Regions from separate parts of the Homo sapiens genome. Here region 2 is linked to region 1. Evidence: read pairs that join two places in POLR2A ChIA-PET (ENCODE). Cell type or tissue: PC-9. All regions are shown on one strand. Links, peaks and the distances in the headings refer to the core of each region. The heading gives the core; the rest is flanking DNA.

The links. ChIA-PET counts read pairs that join two places held together with the same protein. Peaks named below come from ENCODE experiments on the same cell type or tissue, not always from the same donor. Only the 100,000 strongest peaks of a DNase experiment are listed, where the experiment ranks them.
Region 2: POLR2A ChIA-PET joins it to region 1 with 7 read pairs; 6 of 35 experiments call an interaction of 5 or more read pairs at or near these places.

The regions. Positions count from the first base shown.
Region 1 is chr20:38,633,591-38,637,984 of GRCh38, reverse strand. ARHGAP40 (Rho GTPase activating protein 40) reads right to left here. Exons shown (of 15, transcript NM_001164431.3): 6 at 3,200-3,365; 7 at 186-277. Among named protein-coding and RNA genes, the nearest start is that of ARHGAP40, 34 kb to the right of the region's middle. In PC-9, for the core only: CTCF peaks have their summits at 3,964 and 4,169 (motif pointing left); a DNase peak (open chromatin) is centred at 2,074.
Region 2 is chr20:38,780,353-38,784,746 of GRCh38, reverse strand. The region is part of intron 1 of LOC124904902 (a long non-coding RNA gene); the gene reads right to left. Among named protein-coding and RNA genes, the nearest start is that of PPP1R16B, 23 kb to the left of the region's middle. RefSeq lists enhancers at 1,536-2,145, 2,146-2,757, 3,251-3,751, 3,752-4,252. In PC-9, for the core only: no CTCF peak of the experiment used is centred there; no DNase peak of the experiment used is centred there.

The DNA.
Region 1 (4,394 bases), core at 176-4,175:
CAACAACAGCAAAAATCCACCCCAGGTCTCTGAGCCAGCAAGTGCCAGAGCCAGAATTTGAACCCAAGTCTGCCTGATTCTAAAGCACATCCTTTCACCCCTTTGCTGGATGTCTCCTGACAATGGTCCCCTGAGCCAGCCTCTGAAGGATTAAATAAACCCAAGCTGGGGTAGGGGCGACTTACGGCTTGAAGGACCAGCGGGACCTGTGTGCTGGGGAGGACTTTGTGGTCAGCTTCTAGCAGGCTGTCAAGGGGCACACCAAAGAGGCGAGTTTCTGCAGAAAGTCAAAGAGCAGAGGCACATTTCACTTCTTGGAATGATCACTGGGCTCCGACCTACAGGATCTCCTGGGCAACTAGAATCAGACCCCTTTTCCTGTGGAAGGACTGAGCTCTCTAGAGAATGGTTGGACCCAAACCGCTCCTCTTGAGCAGAACATTAGGCCTCAGCAGTAATGTTTTCATTAAAACATTACTGCTGAGGAGATATGTCTCAGAGCAGAAAATCTTAGCTGGTTAAAGAAGTATTGAAAGGGCCGGGTGCAGTGGCTCAAGCCTGTAATCCCAGCACTTTGGGAGGCTGAGACAGGCGGATCACCTGAGGTCAGGAGGTCGAGACTAGCCTGGCCAACATGGCGAAACCCTGTCTCTACTAAAAACACACAAAAAATTAGCTGAGTGTGGTAGCGGGTGTCTGTAACCCCAGCTACTCGGGAGGCTGAGGCAGGAGAATCGCTTGAATCCAGGAGGCAGAGGTTGCAGTGAGCCAAGATTGCACCATGGCACTCCAGCCTGGGTGACAAGAGCAAAGTTCTGTCTCACAGAAAAAAAAAAAAAAGTATTGAAAGGGAAGCACGCTGCTGCTCCAGAAGGCACCAGGTATAAAAATGTAACAGCAGTCCTGGATAGAGCTCTGGCTCTGCAGGATGGGCCAGGTCCTAGAGAATGTATTCCCTGGGTCAATCTTAACCACCCTGGCTTGAGGTCTTCTCAGGCAAACTCCTCCTTCCACATTTTCTCCACACCTTCCTTCTTTCTCCCTTCTCTGGCCTACCCCACCTCTGCTAGATTCCTCCCCCTGGTCTTTTTTTATTCACCATCCTCTTGTCTTTAAAGAAACAAACCAAAAAACCAAACCAAAACAAACCAAAAAATCACAATGCATAATGTTGACAATGCTGCAGTGAAATGAACACTTTCATACACTGCTGAAGGGCAATATTATCTCAGGAACTTAACTCATAAGTATAATCTAAAGTAAGCTAAGATGCATTCAAAAGCATATATACAGCAGTAATGATTGTGTCTTATAATAGGAAAGACATGGGCATCAAAAATGTCCACTAATAGGGAAATGGTTAAATATATTAGAATACATCCACGAGGAGGAAAATAGTGCAGTGATTAAAAATCATGTTTTCACCAGGCAAGGTGACTCATGCCTGTAACCCCAGCACTTTGGGAGGCTGAGGTGGGAAGATCATTTGAGCCCAGGAGTTCGAGACCGGTCTGGGCAACATAAAAATACTGCATCTCTACAAAAAATACAAAAATTAGCAGGGCATGATGGCACATACCTGCAGTCCAAGCTACTCAGGCGGCTGAGGTGAGAGGGTCACCTGAGCCTGGGGAGATTGAGGCTGCAGTGAGCTGTGATCATGCCACTGCACTCCAGCCTGGGCAAGAGAGAGAGACTTTCTCTCAAAAAAAAAAAAAAATAAATAAATAAAAATCATGTTTTCAAGGAATATTTAATAGTTGTGGTAAATGTCACTATTGTTCTAAATTCATTACCCCTCTTTGTATCCACACCCTCTGCCATGTGAATTTGCAAATCTTCCCATTAGGGAAGCACAGCGTACTTCCTCACCCCTTGCTAGGCCATGTGACTAGTTTGGACCAATGGCATGGTAACCTACAAGATGCAAGCAGAGGCTTAAAATGCGGTACAGTTTGCCCTCTGAGCTTCTGCTGTCACCATAAGAACATCCTCCAGACAGCCAGCTGGTCCCAGGAGGATGAGAGACCTGTGAGCAGACCTACACTCAGCCAACAACTTGGAGCTAAGCCTAGATCAGCCAAGCTACGCCCAGTTTACTCATAAACATGTGAGCAAGAGTAAAGAATTCTTAAGTCATGAGTTTGGGGGTTGTTTGTTATGTAGCATTATCATGACAACCACTAAATGATACAATAACTGGAAAATGTCCATAATTCTATTATATATAATGTTCTATAATATAGATCTATAACTATAATATATTCTATTATATATAATGGAATTATGAAACAGGGTCTCATAGTTCTATATATATAGAATGAGACAGAGTCTGTCTCTGTCACCCAGGCTGGAGTGCAGTGGCATGATCAAGGCTCACTGCAGCCTTCACCTCCCGGGCTCAAGTGATCCTCCCACTTCAGCCTCCCAGGTAGGTGGGACTAGAGGTGTGCACCAGCACGCCTGGCTACTTTTTTATTTTTTGTAGAGACAGGGTCTCACTATGTCACCCATGCTGGTCTCAAACTCCCAGGCTCAAGTGAGCCTCCCACCTCGGCCTCCCAAATTGTTGGCATTACAGGTGTGAGCCACTGCTCCCAAACCATAATTATATAATATTAGGTGAAAAAAGGATACACACATATACACACAAAGGAAGATAATACACTAAAAGTGCTTTTCTGAATTATATTTTTTCCTTTTTGTATTTTACTCTATTTCACAAATTTCCCACAATGAGCAGGAATTGTTTACATATGCAGAAAAAAAAATGTAAACAGAAGGAATATAGAAGCTGAGCATGCTGGCCAGGCGTGGTGGCTCACACCTGTAATCCCAGCACTTTGGGAGGCTGAGGCAGGCAGATCACGAGGTCAAGAGACCAAGACCATCCTGGCCAACATGGTGAAACCCCGTCTGTACTAAAAATACAAAAATTAGCTGGGCATGGTGGTGCGCACCTGTAGTCTCAGCTACTCGGGTGGCTGAGGCAAAAGAATTGCTTGAACCCGGGAGGCGGAGGTTGCAGTGAGCCGAGATCACATCACTGCACTCCAGCCTGGTGACAGAGCGAGACTCCGTCTCAAAAAAAAAAAAAAGAAAGAAAGACAAAGCTGAGCATCTCTTGCTGGGAGAGTCCGTGTTCAGCTCCCTATGAGGACTGTGGCCACAGGGCTTTCCCTGGGCTGGGGCTGCTCACCTGCCGCTTTCCACTTCCCCGCCTTGCTCCTCTTCAGGTCCAAGCCGAGGATGTCACAGAGCGCGGTCAGCTCTATGAGGGCCAGAGAAGGTACCTTCCTCATATCCTGCAGGGACAAGTCTCCTATCCTCGTCACGCCAAGTCTGCCTTTGGGGACGGTAAACTTCTATTAATAGAGAGGGAAGTAAAGACAATTTGTCAGGCTATGAGTCTGATGTGTATTTTGGGGCTCCCCCTTCTCCCCAGGGCATTTAGGCAGAAGGAAGAGCAGCGTGGATAAGAGCAAGCACTCAAGAGGAGTCCATCCTCAAGTCAAGTCCAAGCTCCACCTCTTGCAAACGGAGTGACATTCTGAGGCTCTGATTCTCCATCCATAATCATAAAATAGAGCCTACCTCAGAAGGTTTTTGCACGTTTGTTTGTTTTTTTCTTTGGAAACACGGTCTTGCTCTGTTGCCCAAGCTGGCGTACAGTGGCATGAACACTGCTGACTGCAGCCCCGACCTCCTGGGCTCAACTGATCCTCCTGCCTCAGCCTCCTGAGTAGCTGGGACTACAGGTGTGCACCTCGACACCTGGCTAATCTTTGTATGTTTTGTAGAGACAGGGTTTCTCTATGTTGCCCAGGCTGGTCTCAGACACCTGGGCTCAAGCAATTCTCCCACCTCAGCCTCCCAAAGTGCTGGAATTACAAGCATGAGCCACGGCAACGACCTCATAAAATTTTAGCGGGAGCAAATGACCTAATGGATATAGAGTGCTTGGTACAGTCCCAAGCACATAGCGAAGCCCCAAGAAACAGAAACTGTTTTCACTGCCTGCCCTTCCACAAGAGGACCTGGAGAAGAGGGATCACCCCATGGGCTTCTTATTATTGCTTCTACTCTGGTCCTTTGTTCCTCTGCCTCACCGGCTCTGTCCCCAGCCTTGGCCATGCCACCGGCAGAAATAAAGAATGCTCAACCGTGCCATCTAGAGGCCACCTTGGGAATCTGCAGGCAGCTCCAGGCTTTCCTGCCGCCCAAGGTCAGAGAAGGCAAGCGGGAGGGCCAGGCTTGCTCAGCACTGCCTGGAGGGCGTGGCTGGACCACTTCCCAGTGCCCCTTTCGAGTGCTCAAAGGGAAAGAAATAGTAATTGATGCTTATAATACAGCCTAGTGCTTGCGGCATGGGCTATGGAGTCACATCCCCCGGG
Region 2 (4,394 bases), core at 139-4,138, 150 kb before region 1:
CAGCCCAAAAAGGATTTTTAAAAAACCACATATGTGAAAAGAAAACGTAGGATTTTTTTTTTGTTATCTCAAAGTGAGTGAGGCCTTTTAAAGTATGACATAAAACCCAAAAGCAATTTAAGTCCACGAAAAGAATCTGAGTGGAAAAACACCCCAACAAAGTTAAAAGACAAATACCATCATAGGAAAATGTTTGCAATTCTCATCCGTTTCTTAAGAGAAAAGAGCCAAGGAGGCCGGGCGCAGTGGCTCACATCTGAAAACCCAGCCCTTTGGGAGGCTGAGGCAGGTGGATCACTTGAGGTCAAGAGATCGAGACCAGCCTGGCCAACATGGTGAAACTCCATCTCTACTAAAAAAAAATTTAAAAATTAGCTGGGCATGGTAGTGGGCACCTGTAATCCCAGCTACTCAGGAGGCTGAGACAGGAGAATCGCTTGAACCTGGGAGGTGAAGGTTGCAGGGAGCCAAGATTGTGCCACTGCACTCCAGCTTAGGTGACAGAGTGAGACTCCATCTCCAAAAAAAAAAAAAGAAGAGCCAAGGTTGGAGAGTAGATTTTCAATGCATTATCCATGAAAAATAATATTAAGATAAGGGAAAAAAGCAGAAGCTTGGTTTGTATTGACATGGAGTGATCTTCAAGACATATTGTTAAGCCATAGTATGCTACCGTTTGAGTAAAATTTATATGTATATGTCATAGATATGCTGATTGCATGTCCATGGCGTTATCGTGTTTGTGACACATATAATTTATACAGACATACATTATAAAGAGACAAGGAAGAAGCATCCCCACCTGTAATCCCAGCTACTCAGGAGGCCGAGGTGAGAGGATCGCTTGAGCCCAGGAGTTTGAGACCAGCCTGTGAAACAATAGTGAGACTCCTGGGTTTTTGTTTGTTTGTTTGTTTTTTAAGCAGCAGCTCACTACGCACTGCTACTGAGTGATATCCAAGAAATATTGCTATATGATAAACAAAACAAGGCTAGACAAGAGTGTCATTACTTTTTATCTTATTTTTTGAGACAGTCTCACTGCAACCCAGGCCAAAGGGCAGTGGCACAATCACTGCTCACTGCAGCCTGGATCTCCCAGGCTCAAGTAATCTTCCCACCTCAGCTTCCGGAGTAGCTGGGTCACCATGCCTCACTAATTTTTTTTGCTTTTGTAGAGACAGGGGCCTTGCTACATTGCCCAGGCTAGTCTCAAACTCCTGGGCTCAAGGGATCCTCCCACCTCAGCCTCCCAAAGTGCTGGGATTATAGGCATGAGTCACTGTGCCTGGCTCAACTTTTTAATTTTTTTAATGGAAAATTTTAAACACACACAAAAACAGAGAAGTATAACCAGCCCCTGTGTACCTATTCCCCCATATTCAGTGACAATCAACACACGGTCACTCACTCTTGTTTTATCTATAAGCCTTTGCCTATTTTGGAGCAAATCCCAAATATGACTCCAGCTGCCAACATTTCAATATGCATCTCTATAAGACAAGCTCACTCACTCTCTCTCCCTCCATAAAACTACAAAAATCACAACCACATCTTTAAAAACTATCAATAATTCTTTCATATTATTAAATATCCACATTTGCCAGATTTGCTCAGAAGTTTCTTTTATCAAACATGGCTTATTAGAATTAGGAACCAAACAAGGTCCACACTTTATATTTTTGTTATGCTTTTAAATTTTCTTTTTTCTTTTCTCTCTCTCTCTCTCTCTTTTTTTAAGGCCAAGTCTTGATCTGTCACCCATGCTGGAGTGCAGTGGCATGATCTCGGCTCACTGCAACCTCTGCCTTCCAGGTTCAAGCGACCCACCCATCTGATCCTCCTGAGTAGCTGGGACTACAGGTGTGCATCATCACGATTGGCTAGTTTTGTTTTTTGTTTTTTTTTTTTTTTTGTATGTTTTGGTAGAGACAGGGTTTCACCACGTTGTCCAGGTTGGTCTCAAACTTCTGCCCTCAAGCGATCCGCCCACCTTCGCCTCCCAAAGTGTTGGGATTACAGGCGTGAACCACCGCACTGGCCTAAATTTTCTTTTAATTTATATCTTCTCCCTCTCTTTTCCCCCTTTGCAATTTGTTTGGTGGGGGGAAAATGCTATTTGTCCTGGAGAGTTTTCTGCATTCTGGATTTTGCTGTTTGCAGCCCTGTGGTGTTATTTATCATGTTTGTGACAGACTGTACTCGTTTGTCCCATTTAGCAACTACCCTTCTCCACTCTGACCTTTGAATTTGCCCTTGGAGACTGCCATGTGTGAATTACATCAGCTGCGCTCTCTTGCCCTCTGGCTTCAGATGGGTTTGGCCAATAGGGAGCCCTGGCAGGTGTGGGAGGGAGGGAGGACAATGCAGTTGGGGCGTGTATTTCCCTGTCTCCCTCCTGGCAAGGCCACCTTGGTTTGGCTGTGCTTCTTGACTGAAGCTGTGTCCCTCTCAACACAACTGTTCTATACAACTCTTTCTCCTTCCAAATTTGGGTAGCCTCTCCTTTCCTATTGTAAAGGCTTCTCTGAGGACCTTCCCAGGACCCTGCACCATCTTTACACCCTGCCTTCACATCTCATTCTCCTAACCTGAGTATCCCATCTGCTTCCTGTTGGGATGCTAATTCATAATATGTTTCTCTGTCCCCAGAATTTCTAGTAAAATGGCAGTTAAATTTAGTGGCTTGATCACATTCAGGTTCAAATTTTTTCCTAAGAATTCTTCATGGATGATGTGCAGTATGTCGTATTGTATCACACCAGGAGGCACATAATATCCATCCATTATAAAGATGTCCATCAACTCTTTTTCTTTCTTTTCTTTTTTTTTTTTTTTTGTTTGAGACCAACTCTGTCTGTCACCCAGGCTGGAGTGCAGTGGTACGATCTCGGCTCACTGCAACTTCCAAGTGATTCTCCTGCCTCAGCCTCCCAAGTAGCTGGGACTACTGGGGTGTGCCACCACGCCTAGCTAATTTTTGTATTTTCATAGACGGGGTTTCACCATGTTGGCAGGCTGTTCACGAACTCCTGACCTCAGGTGATCCACCTGCCTCGGCCTCCTAAAGTGCTGGGATTATAGGCATGAGCCACTGTGCCCAGCCTTCCATCAACTCTTCACCGAGTGGTTTTTAGCTGTCATTGATGAAGAATTTGTCTCTTGCCTTTATTTCATTAGGAGCTAGAAAATGGTGGTATTCGGGAGGCAGAGGCTGCAGTGAGCCAAGATCACACCATTGCACTCCACCCTGGATGACAGAGCCAGACTGCGTCTCAAAAAAAAAAAAAAGAAAGAAAGAGAAAATGGTGGTAGGTATTTCATCATTCTGTTTTCATTTGTTTAGCTAGAAATCCTCTACAAAGAAAAACATTCCCTTATTATCTGTTCGGTTGCCATGAGGTACAGTTTCTACAAGAAAGGTGAGATCTATGCCTGCTTTTGCCCTTTATTTCCTAGTTTCAGAATGATGAACTGGTTCCCTAGCATTCTCCAAAGGTGACCATGATGAATTCATAGATTTTAGTATGTTTCAACCTTTCACTGTTATTTTTTCAGATGCTCAAATTGTCCCATTCCTGGGCCAGCGGGAGCCCCTTCAAGTGGACTCCTGAATTTTGAGGGTTTTATTGTTGTTGTCATTGTTGTTTTGTTGTTGTTTGTTTTTTTTGAGATGGAGTCTCACTCTGTCGCCTAGACTGGAGTGTAGTGGTGTAATCTCGGCTCACCGCAACCTCTGCCTCCCAGGTTCAAGCGATTCTCCTGCCTCAGTCTCCCTAGCAGCTGGGATTACAGGCGCCTGCTACCACGCCTGGCTAATTTTTTGTATTTTTAGTAGAGACAGGGTTTCACTGTGTTGGTCAGACTGGTTTTGAACTCCTGACCTCAGGTGATTTGCCTGTTTGATTGGCTGTTTGTTGTTCTAGGCTAATTAATTAATATTTGTAAAGAGAAAATACATCATGTGTTCATATGGATACGTGCAATTCAAATTTAGGATTATATGATTTTTCAGTTTTTATTTTATATTTTTATATCTTGTTATACTGAAAATCTTGGTTGCTAACAATGTTAACATTATTTGAATATATACACACATATTTATATCTTCAGAATAATCATACCAATGCCATTACTAACAACATAATTACTGAAAACAGTAAGATTTCTTACTGTGCGGTTATTTTTTGTTCTTAGAATATATCCCACTAAAGATATACATTCAACTACTGTGGTTTCTTTTTTTCCAACTACCATGGAAAGTCACTTAAAATAAAGTCACCTAATTAAAGTCACTTAAAATAAGTCCTCTCCGTGTGAGTAAACCACCAACTTGATATATAATGAGGTTCAATTGTTTCACTTTGCTTTGATTTTAAGGATTGTGCTTTTAT